2 separate regions of the Homo sapiens genome follow, and region 1 is linked to region 2. The links are chromatin contacts, found by Hi-C or POLR2A ChIA-PET in ENCODE. All regions are on one chromosome and are shown on one strand. The core of a region is the stretch at or near the end of the contact, and the rest is flanking DNA. Distances in the headings are between cores, read along the strand shown.

Region 1 (5,525 bases), core at 2,075-4,574, 200 kb after region 2:
GACGCACAGTCAGGGCCGGGCACTACACGTGGACCTCTCCCACAACCTCATTCACCGCCTCGTGCCCCACCCCACGAGGGCCGGCCTGCCTGCGCCCACCATTCAGAGCCTGAACCTGGCCTGGAACCGGCTCCATGCCGTGCCCAACCTCCGAGACTTGCCCCTGCGCTACCTGAGCCTGGATGGGAACCCTCTAGCTGTCATTGGTCCGGGTGCCTTCGCGGGGCTGGGAGGCCTTACACACCTGTCTCTGGCCAGCCTGCAGAGGCTCCCTGAGCTGGCGCCCAGTGGCTTCCGTGAGCTACCGGGCCTGCAGGTCCTGGACCTGTCGGGCAACCCCAAGCTTAACTGGGCAGGAGCTGAGGTGTTTTCAGGCCTGAGCTCCCTGCAGGAGCTGGACCTTTCGGGCACCAACCTGGTGCCCCTGCCTGAGGCGCTGCTCCTCCACCTCCCGGCACTGCAGAGCGTCAGCGTGGGCCAGGATGTGCGGTGCCGGCGCCTGGTGCGGGAGGGCACCTACCCCCGGAGGCCTGGCTCCAGCCCCAAGGTGGCCCTGCACTGCGTAGACACCCGGGATTCTGCTGCCAGGGGCCCCACCATCTTGTGACAAATGGTGTGGCCCAGGGCCACATAACAGACTGCTGTCCTGGGCTGCCTCAGGTCCCGAGTAACTTATGTTCAATGTGCCAACACCAGTGGGGAGCCCGCAGGCCTATGTGGCAGCGTCACCACAGGAGTTGTGGGCCTAGGAGAGGCTTTGGACCTGGGAGCCACACCTAGGAGCAAAGTCTCACCCCTTTGTCTACGTTGCTTCCCCAAACCATGAGCAGAGGGACTTCGATGCCAAACCAGACTCGGGTCCCCTCCTGCTTCCCTTCCCCACTTATCCCCCAAGTGCCTTCCCTCATGCCTGGGCCGGCCTGACCCGCAATGGGCAGAGGGTGGGTGGGACCCCCTGCTGCAGGGCAGAGTTCAGGTCCACTGGGCTGAGTGTCCCCTTGGGCCCATGGCCCAGTCACTCAGGGGCGAGTTTCTTTTCTAACATAGCCCTTTCTTTGCCATGAGGCCATGAGGCCCGCTTCATCCTTTTCTATTTCCCTAGAACCTTAATGGTAGAAGGAATTGCAAAGAATCAAGTCCACCCTTCTCATGTGACAGATGGGGAAACTGAGGCCTTGAGAAGGAAAAAGGCTAATCTAAGTTCCTGCGGGCAGTGGCATGACTGGAGCACAGCCTCCTGCCTCCCAGCCCGGACCCAATGCACTTTCTTGTCTCCTCTAATAAGCCCCACCCTCCCCGCCTGGGCTCCCCTTGCTGCCCTTGCCTGTTCCCCATTAGCACAGGAGTAGCAGCAGCAGGACAGGCAAGAGCCTCACAAGTGGGACTCTGGGCCTCTGACCAGCTGTGCGGCATGGGCTAAGTCACTCTGCCCTTCGGAGCCTCTGGAAGCTTAGGGCACATTGGTTCCAGCCTAGCCAGTTTCTCACCCTGGGTTGGGGTCCCCCAGCATCCAGACTGGAAACCTACCCATTTTCCCCTGAGCATCCTCTAGATGCTGCCCCAAGGAGTTGCTGCAGTTCTGGAGCCTCATCTGGCTGGGATCTCCAAGGGGCCTCCTGGATTCAGTCCCCACTGGCCCTGAGCACGACAGCCCTTCTTACCCTCCCAGGAATGCCGTGAAAGGAGACAAGGTCTGCCCGACCCATGTCTATGCTCTACCCCCAGGGTAGCATCTCAGCTTCCGAACCCTGGGCTGTTTCCTTAGTCTTCATTTTATAAAAGTTGTTGCCTTTTTAACGGAGTGTCACTTTCAACCGGCCTCCCCTACCCCTGCTGGCCGGGGATGGAGACATGTCATTTGTAAAAGCAGAAAAAGGTTGCATTTGTTCACTTTTGTAATATTGTCCTGGGCCTGTGTTGGGGTGTTGGGGGAAGCTGGGCATCAGTGGCCACATGGGCATCAGGGGCTGGCCCCACAGAGACCCCACAGGGCAGTGAGCTCTGTCTTCCCCCACCTGCCTAGCCCATCATCTATCTAACCGGTCCTTGATTTAATAAACACTATAAAAAGTTCTTTGCTTTACTCAGCCAGTGTCCACTGGCAATCCCTGGGCTGGGCTCTGGGGCCACAAAGATGAATCAGGTTAGGCCCTGCCCTGGGCAGCTTGTTCTCCCTGAAAAGCCTGATAATCTCAGGATTTGGGGAGTAAGGTGACGTGAAGGAGGGAGTTCCTGCACCCTGTTCACCTCTCATCTCCCGTGGCCCTACCCCACTGTTCCTGCCACCCCAGCTCCAGCCATAGCCATGAGCATGCAGGCCCTTGCACACCTGTTCTCTTGCTCAGGCGTTACTGTGGGACCTTGCCCTTGCCCTCACCCCTGTCTCTCAACCTCCTTCCTATCCAGTAGACCTAGTTCTTGCCCGCCCGCAGAAGCTTCCTTGGCCCCTTCCACCTCCCTCCTCTGAACTGCAACAGTATTTTGTTCTTCCTTGGTGCTTCAGCTGCTATGGTACCCCAGCTCCTGTTTGCACACTTCCACTGACAGAGATCACACTTGGAGCTCATCTGGGTGGCTCTGCTGTCACCAAGTTCTTCCTTCTAACTGGCCAGTCTACAGGGAATGTCTACCATCATCACCAATGACAGGTTTTTCCTGATCCCTACTCTGTGCCCAGAACATTCAGGCCATATGCACTGGTGGGAGCTTGCCCATCTTGTAATCAGGCCTCCCCAGGGAGAAGTATCAGCTTGAGGCCCTGGGTCCGAGGCTGGCACCCAGCGGTCAAGGTAGGAAAGAGCTGAGGCTTGGCGCCGGGCGGTGTGGAGGAGAGGGAGGTCAGGGTGAGACCCCGGGCCCCCACAGTCCTCCTGTTTGTTCTCCACTTCCCCTACATTTCCTGGGACAGGAGAGGATTCAGATGGAGGTAGGGATCACGGTACTTTCACCCAATGGGTCCGGGTCTTCCCAAGTCCCCGCTTGTGGAAGGAGTCCTTGCGGGAGGGCCATGGAACAAAAAGGCCTTAAAGACAGGGCCAAAGCGTGCGGAGGGCAGCGAAGGGAAGGAGGGGGCTTCTGCGGCAATCAGTTCTGGAGCAGGTCACCTCCGCCCGAGCTGCAGCTTCCTCCTCTGCAAAACGGGGCAGGGTGAAGGCCCAGTGAGAGCATGGGCGCGGATGCCATCACGCTGGGCGGGCTCGTCCTTCCCGTGGGGAACCTGCCCTGCACCCCGCAGCCCTGGCCTCCTGCCAGCCATAAGGAGAGCGGAAGCCCCGGCGGGCCTCGCCGACCCGGGAGTCCGCGCGGCCCCTCCCTGCCCGTGCGGAGGCTCCCGGCCCGCAGCGCCACCTCGTGCTCACGCATGGCCAGACACCCCAGATCCCAGCGGGGCCAAGAGCCAGGACCGGGGCGGCTGGAGGCCAAAGTGGGCTGCGCTGTTTGCTTTATGCGGCCAGTCCCTTCCCGCCCACCAGACTACCCTCGCCCTGCCGGACTCCGCCCTCCAGGAACCCTGGCGCCCAGGGCGAGGGCTTCGAATCTTACACAATCAGGAAAATTCGTGCAAAGAATCCGTTTTGGAATTCACAGAAAAGGGTTGAAATCTTGGGGTCATCACTAACCAATTGTGTGATTTTTGGCCAGGTCACTTTACTTCTCTGAGCCTGGAAAATAGGGATGAAAATATCTCCCTCAAGGCCGGGCACGATGGCTCCTGCCTGTAATCCCAGCACTTTGGGAGGCTGAGGCAGGAGGATCGCTTGAGCTCAGGAATTCAAGACTAAGACCAGCCTGGGCAACATAATTTAAAAATCTAAAAATTAACCGGGCATGGTGACGCCTGTAGTCCCAGCTACTTGGGAGGCTGAAGTGGGAGGATAGCTTGAGCCTGGGAGGTTGGATGACAGAGTTAGACCCTGTTTAAAAAAAAAAAAAAAAAAAGCAAAGAGAGAAAAATAAAAATAAAAGAAAGACAAAAAAGAAAGAGAAACAAACAAAGAAAGAGAAAATACCTCCCTGAGCCTGGGAGGTTGAGGCTGCCGTGAGCCGAGATTCTACCACTGCACTCCAGCCTGAGTGACAGAGCTAGACCCTGGAAAAAAAAAAGAACGAAGGAAGGGAGGGAGGGAGAGAGAAAGGAAGAAAAGAAAGAAAGAGCAAAAAAGGAAGAAGGAAAGAAGGAAAGAAGGAAGGGAGGGAGGGAGGGAGGGAGGGAGGGAAAATATCTCCCTCCACAGGACTGTGTGTAGAAGAAATGAAGTAACATTTGTAGAGAACCAAGTACGGTGCCTGGCACAAAATGGCAGCCTCTAAGTGCTCTTTCCCGCCCTCATCCAACCATGGAGTTATGAAGTAGATTACAGAGCCATGTAGTCTGAGTCTGTTTTTTATAACTCGCACTCAGAACTGAAGAATTTTGTAAAGTTCTGGGACTGTAGAATCACAGAACGACACCCGGTAATCCACAGGGTCATGGAGTAGGTACTCACCGTCAGCTGTGGCCCAGCTCACCACCATGGGTCAGCAGGGTCACCAGCCTCTTTATGCCTTTCACAGTAATGCAGCGGCCAGCTATGGCTATGTGTTCCTCATGCTTTGTGTACATGCCATCATCTCCTCACAACTGCACCAGGTGTTTTTGTCACCATACAGATGAGGAAACCAGCATAGGCCAGGCTTTATCTGTCAGGTGGCAATTCTCACATTCTTCCTTGTCCTACCCCAGGGGCCGGGCCAGCTGTGTAAATCCCATGAATCAGAGAGGGTAGAGGTGCACTGATAAACCAAAAAGCACTGGGATTCCATTTATTTTTTATTTTCAAATAAGTTGCAGAAGTTATGCAGTTCTACATAGCTCCGATCAGACTGTGGATTCTAGATCTTAGAGTATAAAAAGCCAAAGGTCAAAGTCAAAGTCCTTTCTCTCCTGGCCCCTTTTCACGGATGGGGAATCTGAGGCCCAGAGACGAGTAAGTTCCCATGGTCCATGGCCAGGATTCTGTGCTTCAGAACGGCCTATGTAATTTGTGGGACCCAGTATAAAATGAAAATGTGGGGCCCCTTGTTCAAAGTTATTAGGATTTCAAGATGACAAGAACAGAGCATTAAACCAAGCACAGGGTCTTTCTATGGTTTCACTGCCCATGAAGCCAGCCCTGCTGCCATTTGATCATCTCATTTCTAGAGGAGGGGCAAACACCCAGACAGTGTTGGTCAGGATGGCAGAAGAGAGTAGGTGTGGATTTGTGTGTAATCCAATCCCTCTGTAGTTCAGGGAGCCAGTTAGACTCTTCCAAATGCAGGAATGTCCCTCTGTCGTTATCACACAACCCCCTGGTTTCCCCACCTTGCCATGGCCAAAAGGCTTTCAGAGGGAAAAGGCAGCTAAAGAGGTGGATTCTACCACCCAGCTGCCACCAAACCAGCTCATGGGCTGTTTCTCTGGACTGCCAGGAATATGGGGGGGCAGAGGCCTGCCCCTTGCTCACTTTATGTGCTTACAGAATTTAAAGTCCACCAGCGCTAAA
Region 2 (5,129 bases), core at 2,369-4,868:
TCCAGCATCTATAAAAAACTTAAATTTACAAGAAAAAAACAACCCCATTAAAAAGTGGGGAAAGGACATGAACAGACACTTCTCAAAAGAAGACATACATGTAGCCAACAAACATATGAAAAAAATCTCAACATCACTGATCATCAGAGAAATGCAAATCAAAACCACAATGAGATACCATCTCACAGCAGTCAGAATGGCTAATTAAAAAGTCAAAAAACAACAGATACTGGCGAGGTTGTGGAGATAAAGGAACACATTTACACTGTTGGTGGGAATGTAAGTTAGTTCAACCATTGCAGAAGACAGTGTGGCCATTCCTCAAAGACCTAGAAGCAGAAATACCACTTGACGCAGCAGTCCCATTACTGCGTATATACGCAAAGGAATATGAATCATTCTATTATAAAGGTACATTAACACATATGTTCATTGCAGCACTATTCACAACAGTAAAGACATGGAATCAACCTAAATGCCATCAATAATAGACTGAATAAAGAAAATATGGTACATATACACCATGGAATACTATGTAGCCATAAAAAGGAATGAGAACATGTCTTTTGCAGGGGCATGGATGGCACTGGAAGCTATCATTCTCAGCAAACTAATGCAGAAACAGAAAACCAAACACTGCATGTTCTCATTTATAAGTGGGAGTTAAATGATGAGAACACATGGACACACACTGGGGCCTGTCGGAGGCTGGAGGATGGGAGAAGGGACAGCTTCAGGAAGAATAACTAATGGATGCTAGCTTAATACTTAGGTGATGAGATGATCTGTACAGCAAATCATCGTGACACACGTTTACCTATGTAACAAACCTGCACATCCTGCACATGTGCCCCTGAACTGAAAATAAAAGTTGGAAAAAAAAATCCCAATGTCAGGGTCTCACCCCAGACCAATTAAACCAGAGTCTCTCAGGATGGGGCCCAGGCACTGGTATTTTATGAAGACTTGTTACTGGATTCCTATTTTTTATTTTTATTTTTTTGAGACAGGGTTTTGCTCTTGTTGCCCAGGCTGGAGTGCAGTGGCGTGATCTCAGCTTATCGCAACCTCTGCCTCCCGGGTTCCAGCGATTCTCCTGTCTCAGCCTCCCGAGTAGCTGGGATTACAGGCATGCGCCACCATGCCCGGCTAATTTTTTGTGTTTTAGTAGAGACAGGGTTTCTCCATGTTGGTCAGGTTGGTCTCGAACTCGCCACCTCAGGTGATCTGCCTGCCTCGGCCTCCCAAAGTGCTGGGATTACAGGCATGAGCTGCTGTGCCCGGCCGTTATCGGATTATTTGTGCAGCCAGGTCCACCTCAGTGGACCATAATGCAGTCCTAATGGTCATGGCAGCAGGGCCTGGCCTGCACAGTAATTTGCACTGATCCTCCACCCTCCCTGCACCCCAACAGGTTTTATATTATCTCATGTCATGGGTTGAATCACATCCACAAAAATTCAAACGTTGAAATCCTGACCCCCAGAGCCTCAGAATGTGACCTTTTCGGAGATGGGATCTTTACAGAGGTCATCCAGGTAAAATGAGGTCATCAGAGTAGGCCTTTGTCCAATAAAACTGTCCTTGTAGGAAGGGGAAATTTGGAGACAGACACACAGGGAGAACCCTGTGTGAAAACGGAGGCAGAGACTGGAGTGATGCTCTCACAGGCCACAGGACGCGGAGGACTGCCAGCGAGCACCAGGAGGCAGGGAGAGGCGCAGGATGGGCGCTTCCTCTCAGCTCTCGGGAGGAAGCCCCTGGTGACATCTGGACCTTGGGCTGCAGCCTCCAGAACTCTGAGAGGACACCTCCCTGTCGTTTCTGCCCAGTGTGTGGCACTGTGCTATGGCAGCCCTGGCAAATGGATCCATCTCCTTTTTACTGATGAGTACAGCCAGGGTTGGGAAGTCACTCCCGTGAGCACGGTGGCCTCGCTGGCTGGAACTTGTTGCTCAGCCACCTCTTAAATGCCGATCCCCACCTCCACCTCCCCATTCCATCCTCCATCCAGAGCCCTCAGCTCTTCAGGCATTCATCATTTATGCACCTTTGAGGCAGGCAATGCTCCAAGCACAGGGCCCAGCAGAGAAACAAACAAACAAACAAACAAGCAAGCAAGCAAACAACAGACACCATTCCTCCACGTGGGGAACAAACAATAAGGAAGGTGAGTGACAGGTTAATAGTATGTTCCATGGTATACGTTCCACAGGGAAACTGAGGCACAGAGGGGGATAGGGAGTGTGGAATGGTGGACTTTTAAACAGGGCGGTTTGGGAAGGCTCACTGGGAAGGCACCCTCCTGGTCACTGCCCCTTCCCACACTGTAGCCCACTCCATGGAGGCCTCCCAGGCCCTCCCTGCCCAGGCTCTCTACCCAGTATCTCCCCCAGGACTTAAACTGCCCAACCCCAACTCAGCCTCCCCCATGTGCTCCCCACAACACATCCCAGCAAATGCCACCACCATCCATCTGCTTAGTATTCAAACCAGAAACCTGGATGCAAATTAGACCTCCCCAACTCTTGCCCTCACTCCATCTGGCCCTGGGAACTAGAGGTGCTCCCTTCATGAGTGCGGGAGACGCAAGCTTGGTTCCCCCTCCGGTCGGGCAGAGCACCCCAGTGGCAGGGGAGCGGGGACGGCTGTTTCCATAACTGGACCCAGTGGCCATGTCTAATCCCCTGTACAGACTCTGTCCTCTGCCTTCAGAGCCCATGGTCAGGCCCTGAGCCCTGCAAACCCACCTCCTCCTCTGTACCCACCAAATGCTGTGCCCCTCCCAGGGGCCTTCCTTGCCTTGACCAGTGAGAGCCAGTGGATGCCATGGACCAAGGCCCAGCAGCAGTCAGGGAACCCAGTCCCACCCCTTTCTGGACCTTCGTGTCCTCATCTGTAGAATGGGCAAAATTCCTGCCAGGCTGACCCTCAGGAAATCTTGGCTGAGTCAGTGGATGTGAACGGTGCTGCTCTGGGTGGTGTGGACACGTGGACCAGCTGGGGTGAGGGGCAGCCAGGGTGGGAAGCTGTGTGGGTTAATGTGGACCAGCCAGAGGCAGCACCTGTGACCCATGCACATGCGTGTGTCCATGGGAATGGGGAGGGGGAAAAGCCACGTTCTAGGTGGGCTCACCTGGCACCACCCACACCAGTCTGTGACAGGGCAAGATGAAGGAGAAAGAGGCTGCTGCTACCCACCTGCCTGCCTGCCCACTTCCTCCCTGACTCCTGCATGAAGAAAGGTGGCTGAGGGACTCCCCTAAATGTGCCAACCCTCACTGGGCAAGCCTGGGGCTGGGAAGACGTGTGAGGTCAGCAGTCCTGGGGTGGGGGGCCTTCCTTTGCTCCTCTGTGCCCCTGGGGTAGGGTGGGCTGCAGCATCATCTCAGTGCTGGGGGGTGACTAGCTCCCATCCTGCTAGGAGACTTTGTGCCAGCCACCCGGCTCCTCTGAGTTGACTCCCTCATCTACCTAACAGGGGTGATCATGCTGCCTTGGGTGGTGTTGAGAAGACTAAATGATACATGACACTTGGTCCCAGGACCCTCTTGTGACCTCTGGGTCCTGGCACCACTCACTGAGGTTTGCCCCTTGGCTCCTTCAGCATCCTCAAGTCACCCCTAGAGGTCTCTCTAACTGTGCGCTCCAGCTTAGTAGCCACCAGCCGCACGCGGCTACTGGGCATCTGAAATGTGGCTGGTCTGAAACGAGCTGTGCTGTGGGTGGAAAAGACACACCAGGTTTCAACAATACAAAAAAAAAAAAATGAAATACAACATTCATAATTTTTAATACTGATTACATGTTGAAAGGATAATATTTTGATATATTAAGTTAAATATATTATTAAAATTAAGTTCACTTGTTTCTTTTTACTTTCTTAATGTAGCTACTGGAGAAATGTCATTACATCCGAGTCTCACATTCTGTTTTATTGGATGGCCCTGCTCCAGAACCTTGGAAAGGCCACTTCCAGGGCATCTTCCTGGTGGCTCCCAGGAAAAGCAGCCCCTGGGATTTCCAGCAGCTGCTGAAGAATGTCTGCTCCCCTGGTGGCCCCAGGCTGCAGAACACACTCGCTGTGGCCTCACCCGCTCCCCACCCTTTCCCGCACATCCCATAGCCTCCCAGGAAGCTTAGACTCAGCTAAGGGACCCTCCCTGCTGCCCCCACCATGAGGGTAGCCAACAAAGCCTGCGGCCCCCTCCCCCAGCTGCTAAGAACCTCATAGCTGTATGGGAATTACCCTGGCGTCACTTTCTCCTTCCCAGCAGACCCCAGGGATGTGGCTTCCTTGCCCCAGGCCCTGAGTCACCCGCAAGGAATCCCCTCTCCTCTGGAGAGGGTTCTGCGGGCAGGAGGCAGCCTCTGTGGTCCTGAGGAGCATGGCTTCAGGAGTCAGAGAGACCTGGAGGTGAGTCCGGGCGCTGCCTCGTGCTCACCGTGTGGCTGGGGTAAGCCCCTCCTGTCTGCACCTCAACTTCCTCACTTATGAAATGGGCGTAATCACCGCGCCCACCTCATAGAGCTGTAGGGATGTCATCGAGGCATGGCGCTCTGCACAGCTCTTGGTTTGTAGTAAACAGCAGTTGTTAAAGGACCTGAAAGAGTTAGGGATGTGGCCTTTGACCTCAGGCTCACTAGGCCAGCCACAGAGAGGAGGCAGGTGCCAAGGTGGTGGGCCAGGGAAGGGTGGGGAGCAAGTGAGGCAGGAAGGAGGCAGGGGGATGGTAGCTCCCTTTCAGGCCTCAGGCTCTATGTAGCCCAACAGATAGCCCGGCTGGCCCATTTTCAGATGAGGAAAGTGAGGCTCTTAAAAGTGAAGCGACTTCCCCAAGGCTAGTGCTGGGGATTGATTTGGGGGCTACCTGTATCCAAGGCCTGTGTTCTCTCTGCCATCCTGTATTGTGAAGTTTGAGAGGAGTTTCTGGAGGAAATAAACACAAAATGGTTTGAGAAGAAGTTTGAGCTAATATAGTCCCTTTCCTGCAGGTGGTTTTGAGCCTTTGAAAGAAAGTATCCACAACTCCTGTCCTAAATCTCATCCCTGCAAAGCCAACCTTGACCCAAGGGCTTGGGTGCAGGTAGTTCATTCGGGAGGTGATGCCAGGCAACAGTGAGAAACG

Evidence for each region. Hi-C counts contacts between places; a loop is a spot of excess contacts on that map. ChIA-PET counts read pairs that join two places held with the same protein, here RNA polymerase II (POLR2A). Pooled maps may share reads with other maps.
Region 1: a pooled map shows a loop between it and region 2 (8-fold over the local background). The contact joins two enhancer-like sites. A Hi-C loop is called at or near these places in 1 of 37 single-sample maps with no recorded cell type and 7 of 50 pooled maps. POLR2A ChIA-PET finds 5 or more read pairs at or near these places in 2 of 52 experiments (GM10248 and GM12878).

Annotation. Positions count from the first base shown.
Region 1 is chr11:76,796,072-76,801,596 of GRCh38, forward strand. It overlaps TSKU (tsukushi, small leucine rich proteoglycan), which reads left to right. Exons shown (of 2, transcript NM_015516.4): 2 at 1-2,073. The coding sequence ends at 607. Among named protein-coding and RNA genes, the nearest start is that of TSKU, 15 kb to the left of the region's middle. RefSeq lists an enhancer at 1-125 and a silencer at 3,108-3,367. Within about 2 kb of position 3,325, at least 18 of the 41 ENCODE cell types and tissues checked have a DNase peak (open chromatin) inside an H3K27ac peak, as active enhancers do.
Region 2 is chr11:76,595,078-76,600,206 of GRCh38, forward strand. No RefSeq gene overlaps it. Among named protein-coding and RNA genes, the nearest start is that of LINC02757, 33 kb to the right of the region's middle. RefSeq lists an enhancer at 2,250-2,901 and a silencer at 3,532-3,611. Within about 2 kb of position 3,619, at least 2 of the 41 ENCODE cell types and tissues checked have a DNase peak (open chromatin) inside an H3K27ac peak, as active enhancers do.